Regions from separate parts of the Homo sapiens genome. Here region 2 is linked to region 1. Evidence: read pairs that join two places in POLR2A ChIA-PET (ENCODE). Cell type or tissue: MCF 10A. All regions are shown on one strand. Links, peaks and the distances in the headings refer to the core of each region. The heading gives the core; the rest is flanking DNA. Region 1 overlaps LOC105372657 (a long non-coding RNA gene). Region 2 overlaps PTPN1 (protein tyrosine phosphatase non-receptor type 1).

Region 1 (2,916 bases), core at 143-2,642:
CTAGCTAATTTTTAAATTTTTGTAGAGATGGGGTCTCACTATGTTGCCCAGGCTGCTCCCAAACTCCTGGCTTCAAGTGATTCTCCTAACTCAGCATCCCAAAGAGCTGGGATTACAGACATGAGGCAACCCCCCAGCTTTTTGTTATAATTTGAATTTCCCTTATTAGTATTAAGGTGGAGCCCCTTGTCATTTACATATAGGCTCTTTGTATTTTCTGATCTGTTCTTTGCCTTTTTAAATTATGTGGCCATTGTTTTGTACTTAGTTGGTTCCTTTCTTTTCCAATTATGTTAGTTCTTTTCTATTTTTTCTATTTTACAAAAAATGCATTGATTATGCCTTAATAAATGGAGTACATAATTTGTGTTCAGTAAACTACATTCCTTCAAAGCAGAGTTTCTCAACCTAGCACTACTGACATTTTGGGTCAGATAATTCTTTGCTGTGGCGGCTGTCCTGGGCACTGTAGGATGTTGAGCGGCATCTCTGGCCTCTACCCACGAGATGCCAGTAGCATTGCTTACCCCCATGATGACCAAATGTCTCTGCACTTTGCTGAATGTCTCCTGGGGGTAAAACCATGCTTGGTTGAGAACCTCTGATTTCAACTGTACAGTTTGATGAGCTTTGATCGATGTGTACAACCAAGAATCCACCCCCTCCTCCAAGATCTTTGCATTTCGTTATAAATATCCCCCCCCGTCTGAGACTTGGCCCTTCCTATTGGCGTAACCTCGGTCGAGTCACTTCATTTCTCTGAGTCTCAGTTTCCTCCACTGTGAAATGGAGATAATGATTCCAACCAGGCAATGATGTCGTGGGCCTCAGAGTGAACAACGCATGCGCTGGCATGTCATACGAGTGCAGTGAGTGCTAATTCTCTTGTCTTTCCTCACTGTGTGTGTATGTAGGTAGTCCATAGATATTACCTGAACACCTACTAGGTGCCAGGCCCTGGGCTAGGCTCTGGATACAGTGGAAAACAAGACAGAAAATGTCCATGTCTCTACTGGGGGAGACAGCGAGCAAAGAAGCCAACAAATGAATGAACAAGAGCAGGATTCCCCTACGACCCCACACAGACCCATGCTGGGAAGCAACAAGATGCACAATGTGGTGGAGAGGCACCGGGGTGGGCGGTGGTCTTTGGAGACAGTGAGGAGGTGCCGTCTAAGCTGAGAGCAGGAGAAGCTAGAGCAGCACGGAAGGGAGGTCTGGCCAGAGGGAATAGCAAGTACGGCAGCTGTTGAGGCTGGAACTTGGACCTTGAGAGCTACCATAAGGCCTTTCCCACGGCAGCCGACAGGGGAGGGGAACCCCAGCTCAGGCCTCTCGGGAGAGCAGGGAAGGGCAGGTGCTCAGGGCTGGGCCCAAGGCCAGATAATGTTGGGGAGTGGCCAAGAGTGCAGCAGGGCCAGGGCCAGGTGGGCTGAGGGCCTGGGACCTGCCTTACCTGTAGGCCCTTGTGGCGCCTCCTGTTCTGACTGTGGACTCTGCTCTGTTTCTGCAGCTTCCCCACCGGGTGGGGCCTTGCAGCCCCCAACTGGGTGCTTTTGGGGACACTGCCAGGCCAGACAAGTGTTGCTGCCCCCCAGGCACCGGGACCAAGCCCAGGGTTCTTATGTGTAATCAGCACCCAGAAAATGTGTGTGGAACTCAACTGGTGCCTGCCTCAGTTTCTCCACCTTGTATTTCCGGCCTCTGCAATTCACTCTGATTTGCCATATGTCACAACCAGCACTCTGTGAGTTGCAGGGGATGCTGCAATGACCACCATATATGGTCCCTGTCCTTAGGGAGCTCACAGTCTGGCTGGGCAGAGATAAGTCCATGACTGGCACTGTGGGGGTGAGTGTGGCAGGACCATCAGTGTCCACCAACATCCATCAGCTTTTTTCTCATACTGAGAGAATTTTGGAGCATTAGTGGGAAACATGCTAACATAATCGGCAGATAGTGATTCTATTTCCCGGCCTCCTTTGCAGTTAGGCATGGTCATATGACTGAGCTCCAGCCAATGGGATTGAGTAGAAGTGATAGCACTGCTTCTGAGTCATGCCCTTAAGAGGAATGACCCTTTCTCTCTCCCCACTGCCTGGAACGTAGATGTGACGGAGAAGCTATAGCAGCTGTTTTGGACTTGACTGGAAGCTATGGACTGAGGATGACAACAGCTAGATAGAAGGAACCCAGATTTCCAGAATGAGCTTACAGAACTAAACCTTCCCCAAAAGAGGCAAATTTTAAAGCCTTGGCAATGAGAATGAAGATTTTTTGAGACAAAGTTTCCGGGAGAAACATAGCATATAGGCAAATCCAGGGATAGGAGAGAACATGCAGACTTTGAGACACCTAAAGGAGTAGAGGGTGGCTGGACCGTAAAGGACAATGGGGCAGGTGAGATGGGGCTGGAGAGGTGGCAGAATCCACTTTGAGGAGCCTGAAAGAGCCAGGTTAAGCCCTTTAGACTTTGTCCTGTGGGTAAAGGGGAGCCATGGAAGGCTTATGGCAGGAGAGGGAGTGATTAGATTTGCTTCTTAGAGTGATCTCCCTGGCCACAGGGCAGGGGATGAATTTATTCATTTATGGGATTCAGGAATAAAATTGAGGCCCTACTATGTGTCAGGCACTGAAGGTTATCAGTGAACAAAACAGACCCAATTCCCACCCTCATGGAGCTGCAACCTGGTGGGGTGAGACATGAGTGAAATAATCACACAGGTAAATAAGAAGTATGATCAGGGCAATGGAGAGATGTATGTCAGGATGTGAGGTTTGTAATGAGGGATTCAACTTGGGGGGATCAGAAGAGCTTTCCTGAGCAAGGTGACAGGGAAACAGGAGCGGGAAGAGTTCCGTTCAGAGGGAACAGCATAGGCTGTTGATGCCCACACAGCAGCAGGGAGAGCGGGG
Region 2 (2,916 bases), core at 95-2,594, 140 kb before region 1:
AGTTTGGACTTTACAAGTGTTATGAAAGAATCAGAAGTAGTTGCAGAGGAGTGAGAGACTCAGATCTGGTTTTAGAACAATGAATTACTCTAGTGATGATGGGACCATATTAACGGGTAACCGGCTTCACTCATTTCTGCAGTGTGAAACTAGAAACCATTGCAGGCTCATAAGCAACATCTGAGAACCTAGACTACTAGTGTGGTGGAAAGGATGCCATAGTGACCAACCAGTGAAATGTGGCAGAGGGAATCACCAACTACTCCAAAGTCCCCAGCCCTCCTGGATACTCAAAATGTGAACATGGAATGGCTGGTGCCAAACTACATCATCTGGGAACAATGACCCAGCTAGAATTCCAATTTTCCTGAATATGGGCAGCATAAAGTAACATGCCCAGCCGATTTGCCAGTATTAGTTGTTACCAGAAACAAATCAGCATAAACACTGTAGGGAGGAATGCCAAATTGTGCAAAATATATATAGGCTCAGGCAGGCCTCAGAAAAAGTACCTGCTCACGCCTGCAATCCCAACTTCAGGAGGCCAAGGTGGGAGGATCGCTTGAAGCCAGGAGTTCAAGACCAACCTGGGCAACACAGCAAAACCCCATTTCTATTTAAAAGAAAGAAAGAAAGAAAAAGCAGTGCTAGGAACAGAAATTGCCAAAAGGATTCTGTAATCTACAAGATCACAAGACAGTTTTCTTTAACAAAGAGAAAAGGGAAAGAATCACACAACAAAAGGCCGTTATTTCAGTAGCTAAGTCAAAAAACCTCCACAGGAAATTTCTTATTCATTTCCACTGTGAAATTCAGTACACATTCAATTACATTATTCAATACCAGGTATTTTAATAGGTTTTGAGGAGCTATTCAAGATAAAATGCAAAATGGAGGAGAAGTAACGGCAGATAACTTGCAGCTAAGAAACAGCGGCATTACCATTATCCCCCAGCTGACTTTTTAGAACCACTGGTTGGTTTACTTACTTCCAAAAACACCAAAGTATTCCTATAAATATGCCAGTGATGTCAAATAACAATAGCAAAAAGTTCTTTCCTTCACTATTTCTACTTGTGCTCCCAGTTAATCTAATATCAGTCCAGACAATTACAAAGGCATTTACACCATTTCCAAAGTACTGATCAGACACCTAAATTTAGTTCACTCAAACCAGGGCTAAACAAGAACATTTAGATCTAATGGGTCACTCAAGATGACTAGAACTTCCCAGTCTCTCCATGTCATTTCCGTTAGTCTTTTTTTTTTTAAGTGAAGTGAGTCATAGTGTATAGATCTTTCTCCTTTGCATAAAATAGTTTTTTTTCCTCTGAAGAAAATAGTATTTAAATAAACATTATTGGCAAATTTTAATATTCATCTTTTTGGAATATAACAACATAAGCTGTATATCAGTAAGGAATTTTAGTGAACTATTGTTACAACATGGTTTTAACCTAGTCAGGCATTAGATTGTATTTCATAATGAAAACAGCTATAAAAACAAATGTCAATTGGAAGAGTGGCCCATTTTACAAAGCCTGCCTCTAACATGAATAAATCTTGCCTTCATGTCACAAGGTATTATTGCAGTCCCCTTTATCTGAAACAATCAAATCATTCACAATGAAATATAGTGAGTGGTGTCAGAGAATCAAAGAATTTACAGACGAGAAAACAAGCAAAACACCGGACCCAACCCCTCTTAAACTACAGATGGAGGGGAGCACATGAGCTATTCTTTTCATTCACTCAACCCTCTCTCCTCTCATTCTAGCTCAGTAAAATCAATCTCTTTTCCTCATCTGGGCTCATTCTCTCCTCTTAGACAGCTAGGCCCAATCAAGCAACCGGATGATTTGAAAGTGTTTAAATGCTAGAAAACAATGTTTAAAGCCATCTATATACACTATCAAAGCTGACTTTTTATAGACCTAGATGCTTATTAGCATCTATGCTATTCATTAGCATTAAAGATTAAAAATACGGTTATGCTCACTTTATCAAACTGACCTAGCAAAGAATCTCTGCCTAAAAAGTTTGTTTTCCAAGCTGCCACATTCCTCAGCACTCAAAAGTCCTCTTCACTCTTTGTTCTTTTCCCAATAGTTTTCAAGTTTTTACATCTTTTTGTTCTAATCAGAAAATAAGTTAGAATAACTGACCTGCTTACCAAGTTGTAAGCAAAAATTACATTATTCTCTGATCACAATAGGCTAGGCAAGCTCAAAGTATGACTTTGTATAAGGCTGCCCTCATTTCAACATGCTATAAAGTATTAATTTTTTTAAACTTCCATTTTCTATCAATTGTAAACACATTCTTTGAATCCTTGAAAAATAATGGTTTTGGTAAAGCGATACACACCTTGGAAAGTTAGCCACTTTAGACTCAAGGTCATCTGAACTCTGTTTCAGAAAACGCTACAGTTGTATGACAAAGAGCTACTTTTACACTTAGGAGAAAAGCTTCTGATTTCAAGATCTTAGAAAAGAAAAATATCCATACAGTGGAGGTGAGAAAAGCTGGCCCTGACAATTCTCTAAGACCAAAAGAAACTACCTCAGGGAATGTGGCAATCCATTAAGAAGCAGTGAAAATCTCAACACCTTGACTAACTTGTGGGGTTTAATTGTGGCAGAAAAACTTAAGAACAATGAAGGAAATGAATTGAAGACTGACACACTCCATGCTAGTTGCATGCTGAATACAATTTTAACCATGCTTGGGTGACAGGTCAACCCACTCTGGCTTAAAATTGTAAGAAATAAAATTCAACTAAGAACTAAGTTACAATACGTATTTCTTGTTGTCAACTCAGTCAATTTCAGTGGAAAAGACTTCTCTCCACAATGCTTCCACTGTGATGGGGTGTATCATAATCAACTCCAACACTTCAGACCAACAATTTTCATT

What was found. Peaks named below come from ENCODE experiments on the same cell type or tissue, not always from the same donor. Only the 100,000 strongest peaks of a DNase experiment are listed, where the experiment ranks them.
Region 2: POLR2A ChIA-PET joins it to region 1 with 5 read pairs; 1 of 35 experiments calls an interaction of 5 or more read pairs at or near these places.

Annotation. Positions count from the first base shown.
Region 1 is chr20:50,368,188-50,371,103 of GRCh38, reverse strand. It overlaps LOC105372657 (a long non-coding RNA gene), which reads right to left. Exons shown (of 3, transcript XR_936837.3): 3 at 2,238-2,916. Among named protein-coding and RNA genes, the nearest start is that of LINC01271, 48 kb to the right of the region's middle. In MCF 10A, for the core only: no CTCF peak of the experiment used is centred there; a DNase peak (open chromatin) is centred at 1,353.
Region 2 is chr20:50,512,248-50,515,163 of GRCh38, reverse strand. The region is part of intron 1 of PTPN1 (protein tyrosine phosphatase non-receptor type 1); the gene reads right to left. Among named protein-coding and RNA genes, the nearest start is that of PTPN1, 3.3 kb to the right of the region's middle. In MCF 10A, for the core only: no CTCF peak of the experiment used is centred there; a DNase peak (open chromatin) is centred at 1,233.